Regions from separate parts of the Homo sapiens genome. Here all the other regions are linked to region 1. A link is a loop called in an ENCODE intact Hi-C map of the cell type or tissue named here. Cell type or tissue: B cell. All regions are shown on one strand. Links, peaks and the distances in the headings refer to the core of each region. The heading gives the core; the rest is flanking DNA.

What was found. A loop is a pair of places that touch in the nucleus more often than their neighbours do. Peaks named below come from ENCODE experiments on the same cell type or tissue, not always from the same donor. Only the 100,000 strongest peaks of a DNase experiment are listed, where the experiment ranks them.
Region 2: a loop joins it to region 1, with 5 times the contacts of the local background. A loop is called at or near these places in 18 of 110 quality-filtered maps.
Region 3: it touches region 1 in a loop (5-fold over the local background); 22 of 110 quality-filtered maps call a loop at or near these places.

The regions. Positions count from the first base shown.
Region 1 is chr9:27,528,307-27,535,735 of GRCh38, reverse strand. MOB3B (MOB kinase activator 3B) reads left to right here and starts at 5,922. Exons shown (of 4, transcript NM_024761.5): 1 at 5,922-6,181. It overlaps LOC124902107 (dapper homolog 3-like), which reads right to left and starts at 7,280. Exons shown (of 2, transcript XM_047424279.1): 1 at 7,010-7,280; 2 at 5,036-6,716. The coding sequence starts at 7,280. The coding sequence ends at 5,728. RefSeq lists silencers at 5,875-6,174, 7,145-7,194. In B cell, for the core only: CTCF peaks have their summits at 5,676 and 5,875 (motif pointing right); DNase peaks (open chromatin) are centred at 5,965, 6,665 and 7,265; H3K4me3 peaks cover 1,880 bases; H3K27ac peaks cover 1,435 bases.
Region 2 is chr9:27,436,793-27,447,726 of GRCh38, reverse strand. All of the region lies in intron 2 of MOB3B (MOB kinase activator 3B), which reads left to right. Among named protein-coding and RNA genes, the nearest start is that of IFNK, 82 kb to the left of the region's middle. In B cell, for the core only: no CTCF peak of the experiment used is centred there; a DNase peak (open chromatin) is centred at 5,856; H3K4me3 peaks cover 560 bases; H3K27ac peaks cover 1,628 bases.
Region 3 is chr9:27,455,431-27,466,364 of GRCh38, reverse strand. MOB3B (MOB kinase activator 3B) reads left to right here. Exons shown (of 4, transcript NM_024761.5): 2 at 10,617-10,934. The coding sequence starts at 10,815. Among named protein-coding and RNA genes, the nearest start is that of IFNK, 63 kb to the left of the region's middle. RefSeq lists an enhancer at 615-1,116. In B cell, for the core only: no CTCF peak of the experiment used is centred there; a DNase peak (open chromatin) is centred at 5,474; H3K27ac peaks cover 1,491 bases.

The sequences.
Region 1 (7,429 bases), core at 4,930-7,429:
TGCCCTTCAAGATCTTCATTGTGCTTTGGGGAGAGAAAGAGAAAATGTCATATCAGGGTAGCTCACCCCATGTGTCCTGGACTCAGGAAAAGAGTATCTTATCACCTTACTCTTTTGTTATTATAAAAAATAAAGTTGAACGTCTTCAAATAAAATAAAGAAGTATAGAAAAAATTTTAAATTAACCTGTTATGATTCTACCTAGAGAACCATTGTCAACATCTTGGTATATGTACTTCCAGATACTTTCCTATGAATATATACATTGTAGATTTTTTAATATTAAAAGGCTATCATGCTGCTTTGTATACAGGCTTTCTTTACTGATATGTAATATAATACACAGACAAATATACAAATCCTAAGCCATCAACTCATTGAATTTTTATTCATTGTTTTTAATACCTGCATTGTGTTCCATTGTTAGGCTATGTCACAACATATTTAATTAAGCCCCTATTGATGAATATTAATTTACTCTATTTGCCAGTTCATTCCAGTCCAACATTTATTGAGTGTCTACTTACGGGCCAGGCACTCTTGTATTCATCAAGATCACCACATTATCTGTATCAGTTATTTATTGCCACAATAAAACTGCATAACAAATCACTCCAAAATGTAGCACCTTAAAACTACAACTACTTATTATTTCTCAAGAGTCAATGGGTCAGCTGAGCAGTTCTGCCGATAGGGGTCAAGGTCAACACATTTCAACTAGACTACTTGTAAAAAAGAATGAGTGTCTGGGTAGGTGTGTTCTTCTAAAAATAAAACAAGGAATGAGGAAATTGCAGGTAGGATAAGAGGGGTGGTTGGCAACCAAACCCCACAAAAGGCAGACAAATTTTAAGGAAACATAATGCCAGACTCCTATGTCATCATCCAAGTAGATGCAGTGAAGTATAACCTGGGGCGTAGTAGGGTAGGAGTGGGGAGAGCAGAGGAGAAGGAAGGGAGATTGCTTTTCATCACTTTTGGATTCCCTAATAACAGACATGACTGCCAGTATTAAAATTTAACAAAGGATATCTGATCATTAATTTTCCTGTATAAGTCACTGGTGATCTTCAACATCTCTCCCTCCCTTCCTCCCTTCCTTCCTCCCACCCTCCCTTCCTTCCTTCTTTCCTCTTTTGCTTTCAACTTCCTTTTCTCGTTTCCTTTTGCTTTCTTTCTCTTCTCCCTTTTTTCTGTCACTCTGGGCGTATGTAGTAGTGTAAAAAGGTTGACAGAGAAATCAAATATAACAGGAGCAGGGCCCTGAGAAAAGCACCTGGCATCCTGTAGGCAAACCATTGTTTCTAAAAGAAGGGACTGAGAGATTGAGGAGCTCAGGACATTGCCAAATGAACAAGGCAAGCACATTTATTCAGTACCAAACAAACGGAAAACGGCCTTTCCAAATAACTGACCTATAAAACAGCCTTTTCACAAGAGTACCGTAATTACTGGCCAACAGCAACAATGAAAAACAACTCCCAAACAAAGAAATATTTCTGGATTAAAAGCCATGAGATCTGGATTCTAACAAGCTGTGCTCCTCAAACTACAAGTACAAAATCTGGCTCTAAACTAACAAGCTATGAGCCTCAAACTGATGACTGGCATGTTTGGGTCTCCATCTCCTTCTTGGGGGTTGGGGTCTTAGAGACCCTTTTCCACGCCCTGATTCTCTTACTAGTGTGTATGCTTTCCTTTTGACTTCTCATGCTGACCGTCTGAGCAGGAGTGAGAAGCAATTTCAAAGGAAAACATCGTTTATCATCTGCTGAAAGAAACCAAAAAGAACACAGGAAAACAAAAAGACAAGGAAAGGGAATGAAAATGTAATTCATTTTATTAAAAAGAAGAATTATTCTTCTGGGACACTGGATAGAAACCTTAATGAGTTACCTAGCTATCATAAATCCTCTAACAGAGAAGAGAAGAGAAAGAAACAAAGACGGAAGAGGGCAGGATAAAAGAAAGAAAAAAGGAAGGGAAAAATGAAGGAAGGAAGTTATCTATTCATTTCTACAGAGACTCTGCTGAGCAGTAGACAAGAAGACTTGGGAAAAATTTAACTGAAACTTTTCCAAAAATCTTTTCAGAGGGATTTTTTCCCTCTGAAAAGCATCATTAGAGGCTGTTCAATACCCAAGGCAAGCCTCTTTCATATTACTTACTGTACATGAAACACTCATGCAATTGAGGCTAGCCAGAGGCCATTTAGAAATTCAATAATTATTCAACCCAAGGGGCTTTCCAAATGGTGAAGTAGCTTCTTAAGAGGAAATTAATATTGAGCAGTATAGCAAACCTAATTGGAATCTTGAGAAAATAGTTCTGTGTCGTTAGAACAGCTAGAGGCTAAAGAAGATCAGGTTGGATGATACCTTCATTTTTGTCTCTTTCCTTAATTATGATGTAAAGGGAAAAATCTTGTTTATTTTCTATGCCAGGAGGGTAGAGGGTGATTTGGAGAGGTTCCAAGTTTATCAAAATCTACCTTCAGTCTGGCAGTAGAAAAGTTTACTTCCTTCATTTCTTTCCTATAGACATTCAAAGAGAGCTAAGGAGATCCAAAAACCTTTTTTTCTATATTTGCAATGCAAGGCAGTTGGGAATTAATGACTGATTTGTTGGTGAGGGCAGTGGGCATTGATCACAAAAGCAGTAAAGCTGTGTTTCTCAAAGAGAGAAAGTCTCTTTGAGATCTTCATTATTTTACTATTTAGAAGAGAAAGGGGCGTTATATCACGTTGGAAGCATCCATGAGTCACTAGTCTCTTCTCTATCTTTCTATGCCTTTCTGTATTAATTACTTTGAAAGCACAACATTCCAAACCCATTGAGCACACAGTGGTCTGATTTCTCCACTTGTGAAAGGTGCTAAAGTCTCACTGTAGGATTAATTTGGGGGTCCAGGCTATGGGCTTGTAGATATGACTACCTTAGACTTTGGTTCTCCTGGCAACTAACCCTTTTTGGATCGTATCTAAGTTGACCTGTTTCACAGTGAGAGAACTCCTCTCCATTACTCAGAATACTGAGGCAGATCACAAGTGTACCACACCTGGCTAATGTTAAGCCAGACAGAAACATCAGGCTCATCTCTTGAGAAGAAGGGTCGCTTATTAAGGATACAAACTATTTTTTTTTTTTTTTTTTGAGACAGGGTCTCATTGCCCAGGTTAGAGTGCAGTGGTGCAATCATAGCTCACTGCAGCCTCAACCACATGGGTATTTTTAAATAAGAAAAAAATACCATCTGATAGATATGAAGGAGCATTGGGTCACTATAAACAAAACAGATTCTAAGAGCAGGAAGAAAGAGTACAGTCTCTTTTCAATAATTTTTTTTTAAACTTGGGAAAGAACACTCACTCTATTCCTATAGACCAGAAAGCAGATAATTGTCCATTATGATTCCACATGACACTATCTTGTTCAGCTGTCACTGAAACAACTTTGAACACTGTCATATGTTCTTCCCAGCTCCTGAACTCTGACCTTTTTATGCCTTAGTTCCACTTTCACAAAAAGGGATTGATGTAATGTGCATTTCAGAGGAAACGACTATAGACATTTAGTGTCATTATAAATGTTGAGAAGTATGCTGGCAGAAATTATGCCTTAAGATCATATATGGATTCTTGTATGGTTTGAAATTGCTTAAAAGATATATATGATCTCTAAAATGTGTGTGTATATATATATGATGTCTTCTTATATATCTATATGTGATATATTTATATATATATAAATCTGTGTATATCACATATATAAATTTGCTGTTATTTGAATTGCCATTACCTCAGTGCTTAGGGGAAGCCATGCACGTTTGTTTCTTTTCAGTACCCAGAGTTAATTAACATAAGTTATCACAGAAGCTCCCATAAGCATTGAGACAATTTCTCTATACCTGTGACTATTTAAGGTTTTGAAAACAAAACAGAAGCAGGTAAGGAGGAAGTACGCTTTACTATTGAAGATTTATTAGGTACACATTTAGATTTGTGAACTCACATTGCTTAGGATGAAAGGGACTCTTGAGGATGTCTGCTGTTTGTTAGTGAACTGCCTGTAACAATTACAATTAGCACACACATGAGCACAATGAACTGGGTAGTCAGACTCAGCCAAAATGAATAGAAATAGCCTCTTACCAAATTTACTTTGAGTAGCCCTTGGACTCTGAGCACTGCTGCCCAGAGCAATATGACTGTAGGTCCAAGTTTGTCAATGACTATGCAAATGTGCTTTCTTCGCTTTTACTCTATTGTCATCTGTCTATTACAATGTTGCTATGGTGACACCTTTCCAATATCCCTGTGCTTCTTTGGTATCCTCTAAGGGGAAGCTGTAATGAAGTGGCTTGGCAAAAGAATCCTCTTGGAATTTTTTTTTTTTCATATGCTACTGAAAACCAGCATGATTTTCCTCTTATGGGAAATGTATAAAGTATGAGTTGGAAATGATGGAAATTAATCTGTACTGACTTGGGCAAGGAATGTGAATGTTATTCATTCTGTTCCAAACTACCTGAAAATATTCTCTTTCTGTTCCTACTTTCCAGGAGATAACATCTTAAGGGACACTGAAGCTTGTGCGTGTGTGAGTAGAACACGTGCTGGGGGCTCTTGAGCTCATGAGGGAGGGGCTACATGTCGGTGGGGTGATAACTGTATGCTGGAAACAATGATAGGTGGTGACCCTGGAGCACTTACCATGTGACAGGTGTTATGCTAAGCATGTTGTATGCATTCCTTCATTGAATGACAGCTACCTATATTATCCTCATTTTATAAGATGAGGTAACAGAGCTTCAGAAAGGTTAGACTCAGCTGCTATGGGTCTGTCTGACTCTGGTGTTCTTCCTCTTAAAAACTGGGGCACTTTGGAAATGAGATTCCTCGGTGATGAACAGAAATATTGCTTAGCGGCTGTATTTTTGTATCTGGCAGTTTTCCCATATTTGAGTCTTATATTCACAATCGGTATCTTTACATTACACAAAAGTGACACAGAATTAGAGTCATTTAATCCAGGGTTGATATCATTAAGTCATGACTATTTATTAAATGTTTCTTACAATATCTGAGATGATATTGCAAAAGATGTAAGTGATTTTAGAAGTTCTCACTTCGTAGTTAGTTGCAGAAACCTCTTTTGGAGGAGGGATGTTTTCTCTATATATCCTAATTTCTACTTAATATATTTCCACACCTCTTTGAAGTGTGTAGTAAGAATGGTAAAATGCAGTACTTCGTCATTTGGTACAGTTCAATCAATATGCATTAAGATGTGATCATATGGGTAATAGAAAAATGTGAAAGATCCAATTCTTTTTCTCCAGAAGGCAGGAAGCTCATATTTGATTTCTGTTACTATAAACTATAAAAACGTTTCAAATGTAGTTTACCCGTAACCATCACCCTGCAAGGGTGATATTGCTCCCCGCCAATTTACGGAGGAGAATACTGAGGCTTTAAGGTTGTAGATAGACCAAGACCACACAAGTAGAGAGTGGCGGGCTGTGGGTTGAGCTTTAAAATCCAGGTTCATCCATGACTCCCAGTGTGTTCTAGTAAATCCACTAGAATCTGAGTATTTTCCAATGATTTATGCTCCGCTCTGTGTCAGGCAGTTCATGGTATTTTTCAACAATCAGAAAATCCTGGGGAAGGCAAACTGTTTCCCCCTCTCTAGGTGCCTTGGAAGTGGCCGTTGTGGACCCAGAGATCATCCTTTCTGATCTGACACCTTCTTCACTGCCCTGGCCCAGTGTCTTTTCTGCAAGGCTGGAAGCCCCCTTAGACTGGTCATGTCCCATCTCTTTCCGGAGGGAAGATGATCCCAAAGACGACTTTTCTCTCCACGGTGCTGCCATACCGCAGGCGGCCGCCAGGGGTCCCCGCTCGGCGTCCCCGCGAGACAGTCGAGCCCCGGCCGGCTGCGCGGCGCGCTGGGTGCATGAGGGGGCTGCTCCGGAGCGACGGCGGCTGCAGCTGGAGCCAGGCGCTCGCCCGTCCGCCGGTTGGCTCGCCGGGACCTCGCGCACCGGCGGCAGAGTCCCTTGCGTGGATTGGCAAGCGACGCCCCACCTGCCCCGAGCTCACCATTTTCTTTCGCGCTGGCTGCAGCTGACCCGGCGAAGGGAGCCGACCGGGCCCTGGGCTGGAGGTAAAACCCCACGGTGAGTAAGAACCCGCTCCAAGCTAGGGGAGGCGGCGCAGCCCGGTGGCTGCTCGCTCCCGATCTCGCCCGGGCGGGCGGCGAGGTTTGGGGCGCACCTGGGCGCGGGTGCAAGAAGGTGCGGGAGGCGGCGGACCGGTCTTCTGCCCGCCGGCCACGGGCTTCCGGGGCTGGAGTCCTCTTCAGACCCCTGCCGGCGCCTGGGTTTCTGGCCGGCTCCTCGTGTGCACTTCCCGGCAGGAACAAGGGTCGCCCACTTTCCACCCCGGGATCTTGATTTGTCCTTGATTTGAAAAGATATAAATCAATAAGATCGTCCTTCTTTCGGGGTGCAAGACTCCGAGCCCATCCCCAGCCGCGGACGCCTGCAGGGTGCGTGTTGGGCTGTGGGTGGCGGGAAGACAAACTTTTACAAAAGTGCGCCTGGGCTGGGGGACAACGCTTGGGCGTCCTGATCCTGAGGGAGGAGTCTCGGCTTGGGGCAGCGTAGGGGAAGTCCGCACCGTCAGCCAGGTCGCCCCCGGGGCTGACGATGCCTCACGGAGGTGGGGAGCGTGTAAAGGCCGTACAAATCGCGCTTAACTTTGGGGCCAACAACTGTCAAACATCTGGAATCCCAGCCCCTCCCTTTCCCTGAACTGGGGAAGAAGGTGAAAACCCTTCAAGTTTTCTTTGATTGCCCCTTCCCACCTTCAGACCCCTGCTGGGAGGGTAAAGCGCCGACCCCTGGTGCCTGGCAAGTACCAGAGACTCTAAATCTCTCGGGATCCCCCCCCTCGCGCTCTTTCCTGACCCTCTCCCCTAACCCTCCCCACAGAGATCTCTCTACGCAGCCGACTGAGATCGTGGCGAATGGCCTTTTGTTTCTCCGCGTTTCCCCTATTGTTTGCCTTTCCAACATCTGGCGGGGCTTGGGGAGAGAAGGAAGCCCCTCTGGTCCCCCTCCCCGGCCCCCACGCCAGCTCCGGCAGGGGATCCCAGCTGGGAAAGTGGAGGAGCCCGACCCCAGCGAGGCCGCCCCACCCCGCCCTTGTGGTTAGAGGGCGGAGGGAAAGTTGTTCCTTCCCCGCCTCCGCTGCTGCCTGTGGCCCAGGGCGCATTTCTCAGATCTCAGCCCAGGCGCGCCGCAAAGGCTCAAATCCGAGAAGGTGCTGCTTTCGAGACAGTGGAAGCGCGTTCCGCCCCAATCCAGAGCGTCCAGTGGTTGGTTCCAGAGGATTTCAATCTCTAGCCAAAGGCGTTGGGGCTG
Region 2 (10,934 bases), core at 4,686-7,185, 88 kb after region 1:
TGTTAAATAACCACCCCTGCTCAACAAATCCCAAGAGATACCTCTGTTTAGGGCCTCCAGTGTGCAAAGAAGCAGAAAGGAAGGGGAGTAAAGGCAGGAGGCCCTTAGAGGGCCTGAAGACTGCTCTGTAAGTTACAGCTAATTACCTGCTGTCCGGACCTGCACTGGATTCTCCATTACCTGTGCTATGTAATTTTAATGGGCTGTATCTCAGGTGACAAGTTGTTACATCTCAGCACCAGCTGGGAAGGGAAATGGGATATGTGATATTCAGTGGAAGCCAGAGATTACAAACAAAGGCCATAATAGGGTGGGGATGGGGGCATCTGCTGCTTTTATTCCATTCGTCATTTGTCATTTGTAGCCATGGCATCCTTCCTTAGTCAACGAAGCCTGTACTGTGGAGGTCAGTAGAGCTTGGAGAGGCAGGCTGTCTAAGTGTCAAGCTTTAAGGGGTGTATCAGCAGGGCCCTGACACCAGAGGGCTTCTTTCTGCCCTCCCCACCAGTGCCCTGCCTTGCCTCTAGATAGAGAGTATGCAGATACTTATATGATGTCATTTTGCCAGAAGGCCAAATTATTAGCCTGCCTTACACCCCCATGTGTGGAAAGTGATTCACAAGCTTTTCCTTCAACGAACCTTTGTAGGCATAAGGACGTGTGTTATCTGCAAAGGTCTCTGCAGACAGGACCTTTGGGTGTTATATCTTAAAAAAAAAATTCATGCTAATTTCCTATTCTAGTGAATAATTCTGTCCATATTTTCTTTCACATAATCATATTTTCCCCTTAATAAATGGGATGCTCTAGGAAGACTAGCTAGTTTGGGAAGGGGATGGAGTAGTTAAAAGGAACAGAAGTGTTAGTTTCTGTTAGACCTGAGTTTGAATTCTGATGATGATTTTACTAGCATAATTTTAGTCTCTCTGAGCCTGTCTTCTCATCTGTAAAATGCATATACAGGTACCTGCTTCATGGAATTGTTAAGAATATAAAATAACATGCTACGTGTGAAGCCCCTGACACAATGCTAGGACATAGAGCAGTAAGCTTTAAACGTTAGTTCCCTCAGTATCACAGCCTCAGTGTGATACAATAGACTCATCAGGTAAATCAAGGTTAGAAAGAACTAAGGATCAAAAGTCCATAATTATCTCAAGCATTTGGCTGTGGAGTTGATCATCCATGTTCCCTTCATCTTTTGCTATAGCTTGGGGAACAAATGAAAGGAAAGGTAGACATTCATGGGATGAGATTGGCGTTGCTTGGCCTTGACAGCTAGAATCAGGAAGGAGTCTCTAATAGAACTTTAGAAGGCATTTCACAGGCATAGCACAAGTGGCCTGCACAAAGCCAGTTCCATCTTCTTTCTGCTGCAGGATGCAGCACCCAGCATAACATTCGGTATAAAGTAGACACGTGGTGAACTACTACTGTAGTGCAAGTGTAAATGAATTGAAGGATGCCACATAGTTCATATTAAAAAAAAAGATGTATTCCCAAAAATTGGGAGGCAGTTGAATTTTTTGTCACTTGGCTAACATCTTCATTTCTCTGAGAGTTCAATATTTAAACAAAACTTGGCGAAGAGGCCTTTTATTATGTGAATATCTCCTTAGTGATGTGTCTAACTGAACCTTAGTTCAGGCCTTTTGTGATTAAAACATTCGTCGTCACAGAGACTGGAGCCAGAGTTGTTAGTTCTTTCTCAGGAAAAGAAATAACCATTATTCAAAAGCAGCAATAGGCTTTTGATGTTTCTACATCATCCAGCCCAGGTCGTCAGGACTGGAGAGCAGCGAAGAATTAAGGGAGAAGCTGCAGCCAAGAGTCAGGTGTTCATTGTGTTGCCCACCCCCTGGATCATATCCCTTGACAATCCGCCGGCAATGGGAGGCTCCTGCTTAGTCTCTGGTGCAGCTGAAGATTACCCTAATGCCTGATGTGACAGCACAGTGGGGCCTCAGTGTCTGGGGACCACTGAGAATTACTTGTGGATCACTCTCTTCAATACCTCCTTGATTGCTTGACCCAGCCTGGGAATTCTACTACAGTTAACAGGAAGAAAAGAAGTTGCTAAATATTGCGGACTTACCTATTATGGCCCTCAGATAAGCCATCCATATTTGGCATCTCAAAGTGGAAAAGAAAAAGCCTGCAGCCAGGGGCATTTGTCTTCCCATGTTTTTGAAGAGAAATGTGAGCAAATGTGTCAACGAGGTACCAGAGTCGCTAGAAACTACCTGTGGGCAGTAGCTGTCAAGGCACATGGGATGGCTGCTGGCTTTTTTCTGTTTTCCAGAAATAGTGTAAAGTCCCAGAGCTCATCTTCAGTTCTGATTTAAATCTGCTCCTCTCCTTACGTAAGCTCTCCCTATGTAAGCTTGGCAAACCCTGAACTTCTCTGAGACTACCTCCCCATCTAGAAGGTGACGTGGGAAAAATAATAATACCTGCTTTGTAAGGTTATCAGAATTAAGTGACGTAATGCACATAAAGTGCTTAGGATGTTCCTGGTAGAGAATTAAATGCTGAAAAAATTTTAGCATAATTTCCCTTTTCAAAGTGATATAAAAAGGAAAAACCTCTGATTTATTACAGCTTTTACTGCTTGATTACATAGGAGAATTTTGCCTTCAGTACCTTTGCACATTTATTTACCAGCTGAAGAAAAAATGGAGAGACGCTATTGATCATGTCACAGTTCCAGTGATCTCAGAAAAGAAATAATTTTTTACATCCATTAGAATATCAGTTGATCAAAATTTGAATACCAACTAAGAGTGATACATTCCACTTTTAAAATAAGGTGGTAATTCCAAAGCTTAAAATACAGTAATAATTATATTAACTAGCATTTATTACTTATTCTGGGCCAAGCAATATGCTAGGTCTTTTATTATATTTTTTCTAATCCTCACAGCAGTCCTGGTTAACCATCATTATTATTATCCCTATTTTCAAATGAGGAAACTGAGATAAATTTCTTCTTTCAAAGTCACCCTCCTAGTAAGTGGTTGATCCAGGTTTAGAATCCAGACTTGCCTAACTACAAAGCTACAGAGTTTTTTAAGCTGCATTTGATGAAATTATAACCTTTCCTCTCTCTAAAAACATAATAACTTAAAAACAAGATGAAAGTAGTGTCTATAATTCCCTGTTTTCTGGAAATGATAAAGATTAAATTGGGATAAAGTATTTCTTTTCAAGTAGAAAAATTTAGGCCCACTTTTTCATATATGTACCTATTTAAAGTACAGATGTACTTGTGAAGATATCTTTATGATTAACTTGAAAAAATTTACTGCCTTCCCTTCTAATACCCGAGCTCCATTTACAAATGACATCTGAAGAGGTGGAAGAAAGCAGGTTGATGTGGGGTATTTTATCTTTTCCTTCCTTCCTTCCTTTCTTCCTTCCTTTCTTCCTTCCTTCCTTCCCTCCCTCCCTCCCTCCCTCCTTCCTTCCTTCCTTCCTTCCTTCCTTCCCTCCCTCCCTCCTTTCTTTTTCTTTCTTTCTTTCTTTTTCTTTCTTTCTTTCTTTCCTTCCTTCTTTCCTTCCTTCCTTCCTTCTTTCCTTCTTCTTTCTCTCTCTCTCTTTCTTTCTTTTCCCAGAGGACAGGGGTTGCAAAGGCAGAGGTTTCCATTTACTGGAATGTCACAGGAGGTGCAGAACATCTGCCATGGCCTTGTGCTCTTGAAATATTATGCCATATAATGTTCTTAGATGGGGCTCAGAGAGAACATGCTGTGGTTGATTATGATATCTGCATAGGTGCAAGACTAAAGAATGTGTATCATACATATGCCATTCATGCTCTTCACTGTTCTGAAAGGATAATTATTGACAGCCCAAGGAGAAGGCCAGTCATGTGTACATTGGTTTTCTGAAGTCTAACAACTACCAGGGCTAATAAAGCTATTGGGGCATGATCAGGAAGTATGCTAAAACCAAACCAAAATGTTACCTTCTTATCAAAACCCTGATGGTGAGTCTTGAAATCAGAGTGCCCAGCCCTTGGGGCAACTCAAGGTGGGTGTATGAGAATAGAAGACGGTCCAGGGTATGGTCTCTAAGATGATTAAGAAATTGAAAAGTAGGGGTTCCTGATTGGACTAACTTGAATTCTTCAGGAAGAGGGAAAAAGTGAAAAGCTGTAAAATCATAAAGGGAAGATGGCAAATATGGTTGGGTATTTTCCCCAACTAAATCCTGATATTTAAGAATACCTTTCGCAGTTTGAGAAGGTTCAGTGATAGACCAGTAAAAGAAAGGAAGAAATCGTTTATGTATGTTTGGAAACTTAAAAACTTGTTACTTTCAGTGTGGTATAGACTACAAATAATAGAGTACAGGATGAATAATGTAATAGAGATCTGGACTACAGTCCCAGAGTGAGCTATTGGGAGAGTTGATGTATATTTGGTGGCACGTTCCTGACTGTTGAGCTTGGTGTCAAATACCCTTAAGCTTCAAGATGCAGTGGGAAGACTAGACATAAGGACTGGCCCTGCTGCTTTTCAGTTGTGTCACGCAGGGCAGTAGTTCTCAAAGTGGGTCCTAGACCAGCAGCATCAGGATCCCTTGGGAACTTATTAGAAATGCAGTTATAGGCTTCACCCTATATTTAGTGAATCAAAAATTCTGGAAGTGGCCCAGAAATCTGTGTTTTAAAGCTCTGTAGGTAATTCTGATTCAAGCTAGAGTTTGAGACCCACTTGTCTGGGGCGAGCAAATTCTGCCTGAGCCTTATTTTTCAGATATATAAAATAATGATACTAACACTTATCCCACAGGGCTGTTACTTTGAAAAAATTATTTACTTGAGACATTGTGGTTATGGTAGCAGATGAGACAGGCCCAGACCTCATGGAACTTACATTTCAGTCAGGAAAACAGGCCCCATGCCAGATGGTGCAATGAAAGGAGCTAACGTGGAGAACTAGCACAAAAGTGCTGAGAGAGCTCAAAGTCAAACTGGGCTGGCAAAGCAACAATATAATATTATAACAAGAGCCGGAAGCCACTGCCACCTTAGGCTTGCATGAGGGAAGTCAGAGAGGGTGTTACCAGGGCTCAGGAGCCAGGGGCAAAGAGGGGAGGTCCCTTGGAGCCAAGGTGAATAGCAGTACTGCCTGACCCGAAAGGGCAGGGTGGGAGGTAGAAATACCTGGCTGTCTGCTTCCCTCCTCCAGTCTCCTGCCAATGCTTCCCACTGTCTTTGGCAAAGGAGCCTGGGAAACACGTTTTGCTGAGGAAAGATAGAGAACGGATCTGAGAGCAAGTAGGCAAATAACTGGCTTATGGAGAAAACAGATAAAACGCAAATAAATATATGACATAATGTCAGATAAGGATAAGTTCTATGAAGACAATTAAAGTAGGAAAACGGAATTAGGATGCTGTAAGATTTAAATAAGACAGATGAACAACAGTCAGTGCTCCTCAAATTTTCTGTGGTTTCAGAACCCCTTCATATTCTTAAAAATTACTGAAAATCCTGATCTTTTGTGTATGTGGGTCATATCTAGCAACAGCTAACAATATTAGAAATTAAAACTAGGAAAATTTAAAAATATTTATTAATTGAGAAAGTAATAAGCCCATTACATGCTAACAAAATAACTTTTTTTATGAAAAATAACTACATTTCCCAAAACAAAAAAATTTTTGAGTAAAGAGAGTAATATTGTTTTACTCTTCACAAATCTCTTTAACGTCTGGTTTAACAGAAGGCAACTGGACTCATATCCGCTTCTGCATTTTCAGTCTATTGTGGTTTATTGTTTTGATTCATGTCAGGGCTGACATGAGTATGTGGTTGGAAAGGGGAGGATTTTGTGTACCTTTGAAAGGGTCCTTAGGGATCCATACAACACTGAGAACACTGCTGGGGTGGGGAGGGAGTCCTTTGTACCTAGTAGGCACTAGACTATGTTGGTTGAAACAAGACAAGCGACAATTGCATTACGAATTTCACAATATAGTAGTCCCCCTTTATCTATGGTTCTGATTTCCTCTGTTTCAGTCACCTGTGGTCAACTGTGGTCTGAAAATATTAAATGGAAAATTCCAGAAATAAATGATTCATAAGTTTTAAATTGCACACTGTTCTGAGTAGCATGATGAAATCTTGCTCTGTCCTACCTGGGACAAGAACCTTCCCTTTGTCCAGCATACCCACACTGTAGACTCTACCTGCCCATTGCTCATTTAGTAGATATCTGGGTTATCAGTTAACCTTTGCAGTATCACAGAGCTTGTGTTCAAGGAACCCTTATTTTCCTTAATGATGGCTCCAAAGTGCAAGAGTAGTGATGCCAGCAATTCAGATATGCCAAAGAGAAGCCATAAAGTGCTTCCTTTAAGTGAAAAGGTGAACATAAGGACTTAAGGAAAGAAAAAAATTGTAGGCTAAGGTTGCTCAGATCTATGGTATGAATCTTCTGCCTGTGAAATTGTGAAGTAAAAAGAAATTTATGCTAATTTTCTTGTTGCCTCTCAAACTGCAAAAGTTATGGCCACAGTGCATGGTAAGTGCTTAGTTACGGTAGAAAAGACATTACATTTGTTGGTGGAAGTCATGAATCAGGCCGCACAGCAGGAGGTGAGTGGCCAGTAATGGAGAATTACTGCTTGATCTCAGCCTCCTGTCAGGTCAGTGGCGGTGTTAGATTCTCATGGGAGCACGGACCCTATTGTGAACTGCACATGTGAGGGATCTAGATTGCTCACTCCTTATGAGACTCTAACTAATGCCTGACGATCTGAGGTGGAACAGTTTCATCCTGAAACCAACCCTAACCCTGCTGTGGAAAAATTGTCTTCCACAAAACTGATCCTTGGTGCCAAAAAGGTTGAGGACCGCTGCTTTATGGTATTTACCCACCAGTACTGATGGCATTTCACATCAGTATTCACAGTTATGTGGTCTCCTTATCACAGAGTTTTTGGGAGCACCAAAGGAAAGATGCTAATTGATCTTTAAAAAAAAAATGAATCTTCTGATTTCCTTAGCACTATGTTCACCCTAACCTAATGAGCTAATTCAGACTAGATGCGTAACTGGTGGGACTTGATACACACACAGAAAATATCTTAAAATTGAATGAATATTTTATAATTATTGTGCCATACATTAGAGAGTGGTGGACCACCACCAGTTATTCACCTTGCAAATTTTATGCAACAAATATTCAGGCTCAGGAGAGCTTTCTATAATATCCAGGTCAGAGTAGTCATGAATTTCTTCCCATCATCCATTGATACGTATTCTTATAGAGTACCAAACATCAGCCAAGACCCAAGTAATACAGTAAGGTAGCTATTATGGAAAAAAAAAAAAAAGAAGGAATCATTTAGAAAGTATTTGTTCTCAGAATTATTATCTATGACTCTGCTCTTTCCATCTACATAGATAATTGAATTCAGCATTAACTGAGCCCCATGACAAGGGCACTGTGATGTAGTTGAACATCAGTCAGCATTAAAGAGACATGGCCACATTGCTTCAACCTGCAGATGGGCAGATATGTATTGCCCACTGTGGACAGACTCATTTCTGAATGGGATTTATAGAACATCTTATGCTACATGAAATGTGTTTTACTGCTAGGGTGAGACCAATCTTACACCTGCCTTGCTAACCAGGTTTTGTCATATCTAGATTTTGTTTTAGACAGTTACTGTAATAATGATGTCTACCATTTTCTCTCCACTGTAGGTTAACTAGGTGCTTTACATTGCTACCTTACCTCTCACAACAGCCTTACCCCCCACCACCGGGCCCACCCCCAAAGCATGACAGGCAAAACAGCCTTTTGCCTGTTTTCCCAATGAGGGAACTGAGCCTCGGAGAGGTTACAAATGTTGCACAGGTCACAGCTTATAAAGGTCCATAGTAGGTCTTTCTGGCTCCATTCCATTTTTTTTGCTATGCCAGAGACATCTGTGATAGGAGTATTCTGGGCACATATATGCATACCTTTGCATAAAACACAAACATGAATATATTCAAAGACAGCATGAGAGGGGGAAAAAGTAAAAGGATAATTTGAAGAAGCAAAAGGTTTTGCTTCTCTGTGACACCAAAGCATGAGGTCCCTGCAGAAGAAATCCTGCATGGATGAAATAAAGAGATTTCAAGTCATGGCTTTGCTACTTTCTCATTGTGTCTTGAATACTTGGAATTTGACTCATGGTCTGCTGAAACTAAAAAGATTTGTGCCAATGGTAAAAACCTCCCATAATAAGGTAAGACAGATGAGATGGTTCAATAATTTGTGTTTATGGTGAATGTTGAGTGTGTATATGTATGTGTGTATGTATGTATGGTATGTCTTTTAAAGATAAAAGTCTCACCGGCTAGGAAGAGAAGGAGGAAAAAAATAAATGATTATTAGAGTATGACAACTAGCCTTGTAGTTTCACAATTAAGAAATGAGCAGACCAATATAATTCAATGTCTGTAACATTTAATTTCCAGTCCAGTATATAAAGGTAGATTCTGTTTGCCTTTCCTCTTTACTCCTCAGTCTGTTAACCTTGTTTCCTCCCCTGTAACCTCAGGAAACCTAGGTCTTCAGGTTGCTGTAAGGTCTTAATAGGATAATGCATGGGACTTTGCGTGTAGAAAATGTTCAATAAATATTCACTAATATTATTGCTAATAATATTGTAAGTACCATATTTCTGCAAAGGAGCTGTTGTGTTTTTCTCCCATAGTAGAAGCTACACATATCAATAAACCGTTGAGGCTCCCAGAAGTAAAGACCCCAGAGGCCCTAAGTCTCTTTCAACAGGTAAGGTCAGTGGTAGGTTCCTGGACTTGCTGCTGAGGTGGACTTTTCGGCCATGGTTTCTCAGTCACCCCTCAAGGAGTTGACACTTTGGGGCCCATGAAGTTTTTTAGCCCTAAAACATGTTGACTCTTTAAATGGCTGTGGAATCTGGCTGCCCTTATCAGTCTACAGCGACTCACGGGGCTGATTGGACTTCATGTTATTTCAGGCGCCGCAAGTGTACGTTTCATCTCTTGCAGCTCCTTGTCCTCCCAACGGTGCTATCCAGCAGCTGCCCTTTGAGGAATGTCCTTTAACAAATATGACCAAAACTGGAGCTCAGGTTTTTCACATGAAGTATTGTAGCCTTTATAACAAACTGGCAAGGAGACATTATCAAAGTGAACTGTTAAAATTACCCAATAAATAGACCTACAAGGTCCTCTTGCCCCAGCACTTTGCCCATCTGCTAGGTCTCCTTCAGGCACCTGCCTCATCCTCTTGGCTGTATCAGGGGTCCTGAGCCTCCTTCAGCTGAAGGGGACCTCCTACCACCAATTCAGCAGTAGCAGTTCTGAAGCCTGTCACAATCTCAGACTGGGCACGGTAATTTCAACAAGGAGCAAGTAAGAGCTCCCAGACCTGGGTAGGAACAGGGCTTTGAATCCAGTTACCTTCCAGCTGCTAGTGCCCTGAATTTACTGTTAGAGCTTTCTCTAAGGTTAACTCTCTGCTCCTTTGCCCATGCTGAAGCAGTAGTATACGGTAGGGTGACGATGACCTTCCTTAAAAGATTTCTCAGTGCTCTTGGCTATTTATAGTTACTGTTACTGCCATCTGTGAATCCAGCTTCTAAAAGGTAAACTGGTTCGTACCACAATGTCTTCGTGGTGTTAGTAAATATGAGAAGGAAAAATGCATCCTGGCATATTTGCATGGGAAGCCTTAACAAGAGGCCCCTTTTCATCTAGTCCAGCAGTCTTTCTCCTTCATTTGAGAAATAGCAATGTGGTTTCTATGCTTTCATAGCTTTTGGGTGTGTCTTTGTTTTGAATAGGATTTAGCAAAGTCATTATCTCATGCTTTAAGAAGAAGTTTCCAGCCTAAAAACACATCAGTACATTTTTTAACTGACATGATAAAAAACTGAAGCCCTCTTCCCTTGGAGATAAGCCCTGTCAAATATAAGGCAGGCAGATGTGTCCCTGTGGATGACTCTCGCTTCTATTGTATAGCTCACTGCTCATAAATAATGAATTTGACAAATGTAAAATGCATCAGTGAGTTTCAAAAGGAGGGCTCTGGTGACAGTGTTGCACACTTTGTAGCAGTTGAAGGGAGACATTTATCAGCTGTTCCCTTTTTGGATTTTTTTAATGTCCATCAGCTAGATTATATTCGTCATATTCATCAATGACCAGTAATAAATGGATTGCTTATAAATAAATAAATGTGCTAACAGAGCTATGGCCCCTTGATTAGCACAATGTCCAATAAAGATAGGAAAGTTGTCATTAGTAGGACTTGAAAATTACCAAAAAGGACGAAATTCAATGAATACCTTTATAATTATATAATAGTCCCAAATAGGTCAGAGTTTAGAACATTAGAACTATTTTACTTTTTCCTCTAGTGGTCTCTGAGATTCTAAGAGGTCTTAATGCCAAGAAGGGCACAACTGTAGCCCATTTCCCACAGAGCAAATAATTTATTTTCTTAAAAAACATAGATCATATTAACTATCTACTTTCTAAAGTGCAGTATCTTCCCACTACAACCAGAATAAAATCTTAAATCCTTACCTTGGCCTACTGGACCCTTTGTGAGGAGGCCCCTGGCTACTTTTGCCATCTCCTCTTTCAGGATTTCCCCTTGCCTGCTGGACTTCAGCCACCCTAGGCTTTTTTATGCTTCTCAAAACACACTCCCCCCACCCCCAGGTCTTCCCCCCACTCCCAGCTCTTCCCCCTACTCCCTTTCCCCGAGCCTTTGCGCGTTCTGTTCCTTGTGTCTGGAAAGCTTGGCCCTGGATTTTTGCATAGCTGGCTGCTCTTTCTTCATATTCAGATCCCCGCTCAAATTTCTCCTTCCTTTGGGAGGACTCCTCTAACCATCCAATATAATGTGACCTAGATCCCTTCTGTTTCTATTAGA
Region 3 (10,934 bases), core at 4,392-6,891, 69 kb after region 1:
AGTGATGTGAACAATAAGGTCCAGGCTGAAGTGGTCTCAGATGGAGATGAGGAACTTGTTGGGAACTGGAGCAAAGGTGACTCTTGTTATATTTTAGCAAAGAGACTGGTGGCCCTAGAGATTTGTGGAACTTTGAACTTGAGAGAGATGATTTAGGGTAACTGGCGGAAGAAATTTCTAAGCAGCAAAGCTTTCAGAAGGTAACTTGGGTGCTGTTAAATGCATTCTGTTTTAAAAGAGAAACAGAGCGTAAAAGTTCAGAAAATTTGCAGCCTGACGATGCAGTAGAAAAGAAAAACCCATTTTTTGAGGAGAAATTCAAGTCGGCTGCATAAGGAGCAAGGAGCCTAATGTTAATCCCTAAGACCATGGGGAAAATGTCTCCAGGCCATGTCAGAGATCTTCATGGCTGCCCCACCCATCACAGGCCCAGAGGCCCAGCAGGAAAAAGTGGTTTTGTGGGCCGGTCCCAGGATCCCCGTGCTGTATGCAGCCTAGGAACTTGGTGCCCTGTGTCCCAGCCATTCCAGCTGTGGCCGAAAGGGCCAACGTAGAGCTCAGGGTGTGGCTTCAGAGGGTGGAAGCCCCAGGCCTTGGCAGTTTCCACGTGGTGTTGAGCCTGTGGGTGCACAGAAGTCAAGAATTGAGGTTTGGAAACCTCCCCCTAGATTTCAGAAGATGTGTGGACATGCCTGGATACCCAGGCAAAAGTTTGCTGCAGGGGCGGGACCCTCATGGAGAACCTCCGCTAGGGCAGTGCAGAAGGGAAATGTGGGGTTGGAGCCCCCACACAGAGTCCCTACTGGGGCACTGCTTGGTGGAGCTGTAAGAAGAGGGCCATCGTCTTCCAGACCCCAGAATGGTAGATCCACTGACAGCTTGCACTGTGCACCTGGAAAAGCCACACACACTTAATGCCAGCCCATGAAAGCAGCCAGCAGGGAGGCTGTACCCTGCAAAGCCACAGGGGTGGAGCTTCCCAAAATAATGGGAACCCACTTCTTGCAGCAGCATGACCTGGATGTCAGACCTGGAGTCAAAGGAGATCATTTTGGAGCTTTAAAATTTGACTGCCCTGCTGGATTTCGGACTTGCATGGGCCCTGTAACCCCTTTGTTTTGGCCAATTTCTCCCATTTGGAACAGCTGTATTTACCCAATACCTGTACGCACATTGTGTCTAGGAATTAACTAGCTTGCTGTTGACTTTGCAGGCTTATAGGTGGAAGGGACTTGCCTTGTCTCAGATGAGACTTTGGACTATGGACTTTTGGGTTAATGCTGAAATGAGTTAAGACTTTGGGTGACTGTTGGGAAGGCATGATTGGTTTTGAAATGTGAGGTCGTGAGATTTGGAGGGGCCAGGGGCAGAATGATATGGTTTGGCTGTGTCCCCACCCAAATCTCAACTTGAATTATATCTCCCAGAGTTCTCACATGCTATGGCAGGGACCCAGGGGGAGATAATTGAATCATGGGGGCCAGTCTTTCCCATGCTATTCTCGTGATAGTGAATAAGTCTCACGAGATCTGATGGGTTTATCAGGGGTCTCTTTTTTTGCTTCTTCCTCATTTTTCTCTTGCTGCTGCCATGTAAGAAGTGTCTTCCACCTCCCGCCATGATTCTGAGGCCTCCCCAGCCATGTGGAACTGTAAGTCCAATTAAACCTCTTTTTGTTCCCATTTTCAGGTATGTCTTTATCAGCAGCATGAAAATGAGCTAATATAAAAAATAACTTTTTAAACAGTTTAGAAAGTCATTTCTGTTATCAGAATACAGAGGTTGTAACTGGATTATAACCAGGAATGTAATGTGTTAAATGTAGAGTATTTATATGCTATTCTGAAAAGTGTTTGAGGGATTAGTGGGAGGGCATGGTGGATATAATTTGCCCAAATTCATGAAATAAGCCATATTGCATTAGATTTATTATATGCAAAAAAATACTGGAACTCCCTCAAAATATTAGGGTAAGTGTGTTATAAATGTTGGGGAATATTGTTAACTCATTATCAAATCACTGAGGTTAATATTATTTCTTTTTGCCTGAGAATTAGAAGTCCACCCAAATTAAGCAAGAATGAAGCATTTTCTTTCTTTCTTTCCTCCTATGCAGGGCTTCCATTGCCACCGTGCCCCCCACCCCTACCACCTCCTGCCTATTTCTTATTCGTAAACACACATTTGCATTGAACTGAATCATTTTCTGTTTCTCACATCATTTCTTGATATTAAGTCAAAAGTCATAGTTTCTTTTATCAGTCACTATGTCAATAACCATATAATTGTTTTCCATTTGTGAAGCACTTTCACTGGCAATATCTCTTCTAATTTTCACAGTAACCTTACAATAAAGGTAAGCACCATTAACCGTTATCCTTATTATTTTTTTCTTTTTTCTTTTTTTTGAGACAGGGTCTCATGCTGCTGCCCAGGCTGGAGCACGGTGGTGCAATCATGGCTCACTGCAGTCTGGACATCCCCAGGCTCAGGTGATCCTCCCACCTCAGCCTCCCAAGTAGCTGGGACTACAGGCGTGTCCCACTGGGCTAATTTTTGTATTTTTTGTAGAGATGAGGTTTTGCCATGTTGCCTAGGCTGGTCTCGAACTCCTGGGCTCAAGCAATCAGCCTGGCTCAGCTTCCCAAAGTGTTAGGATTACAGACGTGAGTCACTGTGCCCAGCCACCATCATCTTTAAAGAAGACAAAACTGAGATTCATAAAAAGTGTCTGTTCAAAGACATAGCCAGCTAAAGTCATTGCCAGAATTTGAATCCAGGTCTTTTGAATCTAGACCGCGAAGTTTCCAGAAATAGATCTCTTCTGGAGTGGCACATGACAATGTACATAGGGCTAGGTCTCTGTTTCTCCCATTTCCTCCCTGACCCCCTTAGGTGTACCCCAGAACTTCCTCTGTTTTGTTTTTTTTCTTTAACTACCCAACTGTCTAAAGAGGCACTTTTAAGTAGGTGGTAAGAGGTTTGGAGTCAGCTTGGCTACTTACTGGTTCTGTGATCAGGATATAGCTTCAATCTCACTGTGTCTCAGTTTCCTTAAGCGTAAATTAGGTATAATAATAATAATACCTATTCATAAGGTTGTGAAAACTAAAATAAATAGGAAGTCCTTAATAAATACCATTGTTAATATTATATAATTAGAATTTTAGGCATCCTAAGATAGATTCTAGGTGACTGGTCTCTCAAGAATCTGACTCTCTAGTAAAACTTGTATCATAATATGATTCAAATGATGAACATGATGATAGCAACAACCACTATACTATATTCAGTACTTGCTAATGCTAAGTGTTTTACGTAAACTGTTTGAATTCTTGCAGCAACCCTGCAAAAGCTGTGTGCTGTTAGCCACTGGGCTTTAGTGCCTCTTAATCTTGCCTGCTCTTGGTGTTAATTTTACCTATCCCCTGTCAAACTTAAACTTATGATCTTTTGAAAATTCAAACTGTATTTTCGAATTTCCAGTCTTCTTGCCCATTTTGTGTTCTCCACCTTCCTGCAAAGATCTTTTGCAATGGTTCCAGATGTCATACATAAGTTCTCATGGTGCTAGGGCTAGAAATTTTTCAGACTTTGAGACTCAAGTTCACTTAGTGGCTAAGAGTAAACAAGTCTGTTGTCAGTTACAGGATCCAACTTCCTTGAATTTGAACCTTTTTCCTTTAAGACTTTTCCAAGAAAGGATTGACATACGCTGTTTCAAAGAAAAAGAAAGGGTAACTGACAATGACCTTTATCCCAGTATCCACTGAAGGTTCAGAGTGATATCATATCAGCTGATATACACCCATGCTTTATAAAGTAAAAATACTTATCTCAATATCCGTTCAAGGTTCAGAGTGACATCATATCAGCTGATATACACTCATGCTTTAAAAAGTAAAAATACTTACATTTTTTACCTGCCTTAATTTTTTATTTCAGCTATAACTTAAGCTTTATCTGTAGTTCTCATCCCATCCCCCATTCTTCTACCCTCACCTGACTTAGATATTGTTTTTTTCAATTCACGTGTCTTTCTTTAAGCCACAAAAATGAATATTTTCCAGCTAGTCTAAATATCTGGAAATAATATACCAAATCTCTCACTGACTTAGAGAAGTTTCTCTTTCTTTTAAAAAAAATCAGTATAATCAGTAGGATGTCATTATAAGATTTATAATCTTTATAAGATTAAATAGGTCATCTGAGCTTTTATCCTGTAATAATTTTACTTTACTATTTATTTTTACAACTGCAGTAAGATTGGATCAACCCTGCCCAAGGTTTGACCAAAAGGTCTTCATCTTTGTCATTGTTGGGAATCTAAGCTAGTTGGTACTGGTGTCCAGAAGGAACATTATTCTCTTTATTTCAGAAAACATTTTTTAAAACTCTGTCTTTTGTTCCATGGACTGTCAGTAGGTAATGTTTCAAACCATACCAAACAAATCCCACTCTTTTCTTTTACTCTTTCCATTCTTTCTCACCACTAAGTGTCCTCTTCTGAATGATGATGAATCATTATAGGTTTTTGCTGAAAACACCTGTGCATTCATCTATTGTAGCTGTTGCTGCTGCTACAGTGTATAAGGTTACAGGTAATGCTTTCATTTTGGCACTATTTACTTACACATTTGATGCTAGAATGTCTGCACTGATGACCAAAACAATAAGCCTGTGAAACAGCAAGAATGCAATTCAAACGACCATTGAAGAGCTAGAAGATGAGCAGAATAGTCCTGTGACAGACTTCTGTACGGTTACACCTATTTGTACTAACTTCATCTGTGTTCAGAAATAATGTGAGCATTCTAAGCTCTGAAACCATGCATATCTTTGAAGATTAAAATGAGGCAGCAAGGTTTCTCCCAACTAATGTAACAAAATGCAGTGATATGACAGCTCAAAGTTGAGGAGTTGAATTCGTTGGGGAAAAAAATAGCAAAGCTGCTTCTCAGGCAGGAATCTCTTCCATTCTGGGGTTGTCCTGTGGGCAAAGATGGCACCTACTAAGTAGGCATAAGGTAAACAGTGCATAAGGGCTGATGGAATTGCATCTTAGGCACATCCTTTATTGGATCCTGGAAAGGTCAGACGATGTTCATTTTATGATACACACATACATACACCCCTCTAAAATAAAAACCCAATCTACTTTAATTCAATATTTGGGAAGTGGGAGGACGATTCCAAGGACTATTCCAGCTATAAAGAGAACAATATAGTGGGAAAATGAGAAATCAGACTGGTCATTCTTTGATTCTGAAGAGGTGGAATTTCAGATAACACAGAGGAATGGAGCAGCTCATTTGAAAGAAAAGTTGAGCTGAAGTCTTGTCCTTTCAGGAGGCAGACTTGTTACTTCAGGGTATCCCAGCGGCCTCAGTGAGTTGGCAGTGAGCTTACAGATTGACATAGAGTCCCCAAATAACTGAAGACAGGAGATCCACTTTGGTTCCTCTTTTGTGGTTTCACTGTGATGTAAAATGTTCGTAATTCACTGTCATTTACTCATTCATTCAGCAAACATTCAGTTAAGTCAGCTCTGTGCCTGGCAATGAAGATGACACTAAACCTCCTTCATGCGGGGTGTTTCTGGGGCATTTCTCTTATGGCCTTCCTATAGGAAATGAATCATCCTGGCAGCTGATCCTGCCAGGAGGAGTCCTCCACCTCACAGATAAGATATTGAACTGCCTTTCCTGCAACTGGTATCAGCTTCAGTCCCTCTCCTTTCCTAACCCCCTCACCCTTCAGTACCACCAAGGTCTCTTAGAGGTGGGCCTGGCTAGAGAAGATGGATCTCTCAGGAGTGACTGGGAGAGTTGTTTTATTTCTTCCTTATCCCTGGCAAGGACTCTTTGATTTCTCAACTAATGAGGCAAAAGACATCAATAGGAAAAGAAAAATTAGAACTTTCCTTGCCAGTGCGTTGCTTAGCTACCTTGTCAACATTCCCTTGCAGCCCAGCCGAATTCTCTCTGCATGTTTTTATAGTGCACATGTTTTATTGTTATAATTGATCTATTAGGCAGAAAATATGGAGAGCACATGGAACTTCTGTCAGTTTTGTGCTATTTATTTAGATTTCTGTTTTTCTCTTTCCAAAGACCTCACCCTTTATTGTCCTGTTTCATCCCTGACCTAAGTAATACTCTGAAGGAGTCACATCAGTATGCATGTTGGTGCATTGAACTTTATAGTATTAAAAGCAAAAGTCAATAACTAACCTCAAAACTACATACCAAATTGTGAATTCTTCATAGACAGGGACCACATTTTTATGAACTCTATGTCCTTAGTGCCTAGCCCTGTGTCTGACACATAAAAAGCTTTTAGTAAATGTTTATTGATCAAATGAACCATTGGTTTCAAATATTTATTAACAACCAGAATTGTCATGGGTGCAGTTCATGACATAGAATTTACTTTCCATTTCTACTTAGAAGGAAAACTTTATGACTTTTTTTTTTTTTTTTTTTTTTGGAGACTGAAACAGGACAGAAAATAACCACTGTGTTGTTGCTAGTGCTACAGTTTATTCAGCCAAAGAAACCTTTCTGCTTGAGGCCGCAATAGCAGCAGCTGCCCTCTACCTGGCATTTATGAAAAGGTATTCACTGGAGACCTCCTAGGTGCTGGGTGCTGGGCTATACAAGTCAGTCCAGATCAAAAGACCTGGTCATTGTCACCATCTGTCAAGGCGATTGTATTCAAAACAGTATCTCTCATTTTTTTTTCTCGAACATACCCACACTCAACTGAAGACTGTTTATGAAACAATCTGTTGACAAAACAATAAATGGAAGTTTGTTTATTCATTCCTTTACTCAGCCAGGCAGGCAGCCCTCCAACCCAGCACTTCTCAGATCATATACTTTTGAGATTTTGTTAAAATGCACACTTAGATCTACCAGGTTTGGGGTGAAGCCTGAGAGTCTACATTTCTAACAAGATCACTTAGTTAGATCAGGCCTTGATGCTTTGAGTGTCATCCATGGACCAGTAGATTCAGTACCACCTGGGAGACTGTTAGACCAGCCTAATCAGAACCTGCATTTTAACAAGATCCCTGAGTTCACATTGGCTAAGCACTGTTCTAACTATTTGATTAGCCCACAGCATAAATTATGGGCAGGGGTCCCAAGGGGGCTCTGGGCTGGGAAAGTAAGTCCAGGTGCATTTACAGTTCCCTTTTTAATTTCAAAACTCTCAGGTACCTGCGCCAATATGGCATCTCACACTCAGGAAAAGACACAGATGGGTGCCTCTTTGTTCTGTCGTTCAGTGGCATGATACATCTGTTATTATCCATCCTGGATTGCCATTGTCTTTAAACATGGGGGGGGGCCTACCTGATCAACCTATTTCTTCTTAAGAAAGCTTCATTTTAGATTCAAAAGTTTGACCTAAAGAGACAGCCTCATGTCTGACCATGTCAGAATCATTTACAAATTTGAATCAAGCACTAGGAGATCTGAGTCTCTGTTTCCTTGTCTGTAAAATGGAGATAATACCACCTGTCCTTCCAGTTCAAGAGACTGGTATCAGGCCAGAGCGGGAGGATTGCTTGAGGTCAGGAGTTCAAGACCAGCCTAGGCAACAAAGTGAGACCATGTCTCTACAAAATACAAGATAAAATACTTAGCCAGGCATTGTGGCATGCACCTACGGTCCCTGGTACTTAGAAGGCTGAGACAGGAGGATCGTTTGAACCTGGGAGGTCGAGGCTGCAGTGAGCCATGATCACACCACACCACTCCAGCAGTGGCATGATCATGGCTCACTGCAGCCTCGACCTCCCAGGTTCAGGTGATCTTCCTGTCTCAAAAAAAAAAAAAAAACATATCTTCAAATTTGTTATATGAGTATCTCTAGAAGAAAAATTCCCAAATTTCCAACAGTGTTTTAATATTTATTTAAATATTTGCGAGTGCCAGTCCACGCAAGGCTTTATGATGAGGAGGATTTGTTGTGATTATTCGGTGTTATTCACATGCTCCCGTCAGAGGTGTCAGAGGGGTTTGTTGATGGCATCCACAAGAGCCTGGCACAGGTGCGGAGGAAGGTTTCCACAATGGTGTCCATGCAAGCAGACACTCCTGGCTGAGGGAAAACAGAAGGATTAGTGGCACCAAGGGTATGTATGGCCATGAAAGAAAGTTGCTCTGAGGACTGTGGGCATTGATGGTACCCTCATTATCAGATTAATAGAAGAGCAAGTCTCATTTGTTCAAGACATGAGGGGGCAGCTGTTTGGTGGTTACTGTTTTACTGTCAGCAATTAAGCATTTGAGACATAGAAGGACTATTGTCTGTTTTTTTAAAAAACAAGTCCTCACCACCCTTTCTCTGTATTTCCAACCTTCAGCTCATTCTTTTATTTTGGAAATTTCCTTCTAAAACCCTCAGGTTTCTTAAGCCTGTTTTCAGGCAAGCTAAGTCTCTTTTAGGAAGGTATTCTTTAGGAAAAGAGATCACTCCATTCTTTCCCTAGACTTTGCAGAGTTTCTGTGTTGATATCCTTACAGGTGCTATTCCAGGGTACCCAGAAGTGTGATTTCACAGACTGTCTCAGGCAGAAAGTTTCATGTGACCTGCTTTTCCACATGGATCTCTTTGGTGGGGAGTGGGTCAAAGGTCAATGTCCTGTGAATAGGAAAAAAAAAACCCACCTTGCGGATATGGCATTTCAGTGAAAACCTGTTAGGAAGAGGGTGGGGTTAAGAGGGAGGAAGTGAGCAGGCAGAGAGCCAGAGGCCTTGGGACTGGGGGTGGGGCGGGGATTCCACCGCCTGGTTAGCAATTCTGAGCGAAGAGCAGAGTTGATAAGGGGGAATCAGGATGTCTTAGGTATATTGGCCTCAATAACTTAAGGTTGAAAGTACCATCAAGCCCTGTTTGAGTGTGGAATGGCAGAACCCCTTACAGGCAGGGAAAAAACAGTTAGTGGGATCATGCTCCAAGCCCATTTTAACAGATTCCGTGTTGGGCTCTTCTGAATCTGGCCACAGCTGTTGGCTCATTTTGTTGGGGCTTGACCTATGAGTGGATCAGTTATCTCCTCTCTATTTCAAGGCCACGGAACATAGCCTTCACCTCCGACCAATCTATACAGCAGTCTTTGGGGAATATGTGGATAGAAGCTTTGGGGAAAACAAGCTTTGTAAACCAGTAGGAAAGACAAGTCGAAGTCCATTACTTTTGGGAATATATGGCCATGTAGAGAAAGCATTTGCTAGGAGTCAACAAACTGGATTTCAATCTAACAGCATGCTCCAGCTAGCTATGGGATCTTGTTAGGCAAGTAATTGTATCTCTTGGAGACCCAGGAAGAATGATACCCACTATAAATCTATTAGACCTATTATAAATCTATAAACCTCAGCAGATTTTCGTGAGGATCAACAAGTTAGTGGAGAAGAGGGCATCGAAGACTTCAGAGCTGTGCCATCCAGTGTGGTAGCTGTGAGCACCTATTTAAGTTTAAATTCATTAAAATTAAATAAAATGTAGAATTCTGTTCCTCAGTCACATTAGCCACATTTCAAATGCTCAATAGCCACATGTGGCTAGTGTGTACCATATTCAACACCATAGATATAACACATTTGCATTATCACGGAAACAGAAAGTTCTATTGGACAGTTCTGCCTCAAAGTGCTGTCTAAAGTGTGAGATGAAGGGTATAAAGGACGGCACATTGGAAGGTGACAAATACTGTCATAGTTAGGAATGTTTGGCAAGAAACAGAACCAACTCAAGTTAGCTGAAATACAGTAAGGCTTTGACTAATTCAGGAAATGTGAATGGATCCCAAAAGGCATGAAGCATAGCTAGGCTTCAAAAGGAATTGGAACCAGTTTCTAGAAGATTATCAGGATTAGTTCTTCTCACTGTCTCTCTTTTTCTCTTGTCTTCCTCTCTCTGTGGCCACTTAGGCTCTTGTCTCTGTTTCTCTGTGTATTGGCAGCCACCTTCTCCACCTTCTCCTTTTCCTCCTCTTCCTCCGTGGCTCTGCAGACCAGCTTTCTCAACTGCACTACACACGGTCCAAGCAAGATTCAACCAGACCCAGTTTTCATCACTTCTCACCCAATGCCACATCACTAATGCCCAACCAAGGCTGAGTCCTGATTCCAAATTCCCAGGAGAGACATTCTTATTAGCCAGCTTGGTGTGATAGCCACCCCTTTTCCATCATCTGTATCTAGAAGGATGGGGGAAGTGTCCCCATGCCTACTTAATAGGAGTTGTTGGGGGGTGGGGCTCTAAAAGCTAGCACACGTGGGATAGGATCAGGCCATTGATCAACATGTTCATCCTTAACACCTTGGAAAGGTCCACTAAGCCTATGATCACACAAAGAAGAGCCAGTAGAGATTTGACAAAGGCCATGAACAAAACAAGTGTGATGCCTTTTCTTCTTTAGTTATTTGCATGGTTTGCATCAACAGTACAGAGTCACAGGGCAGTGGCTTAACCCCCATGCCCATATACCTGGATGGAGAGTGGGCACAGCCAAGAACACAAGGTGGAAATCAGGTTGAAGACTGTCATTTTTTAAAGGCGAACTGGGCACTCATGTGTTCCCTTTTCTCTTCTACCTTTAGGAAAGAACATGAGGTTCCCTTGGAAATCATTCAAGAGGAAGATGGAAGGGGCTGTTTAGAAGAGCTTAAAAGCTACAGGCTGTAAGACTGGGGCCTGAGTGCTGGCAGTGGAAAACACTGTTGGGCTGTGATCTCTCCCTGAAAAGTTCCAGGTGCCTTTTCGCTTCCTGCAAAAGAAAGGAAGCGAAAGAGAAGACCATGTCCATAGCCCTGAAGCAGGTATTCAACAAGGACAAGACCTTCCGACCCAAGAGGAAATTTGAACCTGGCACACAGAGGTTTGAGCTGCACAAACGGGCTCAGGCATCCCTCAACTCG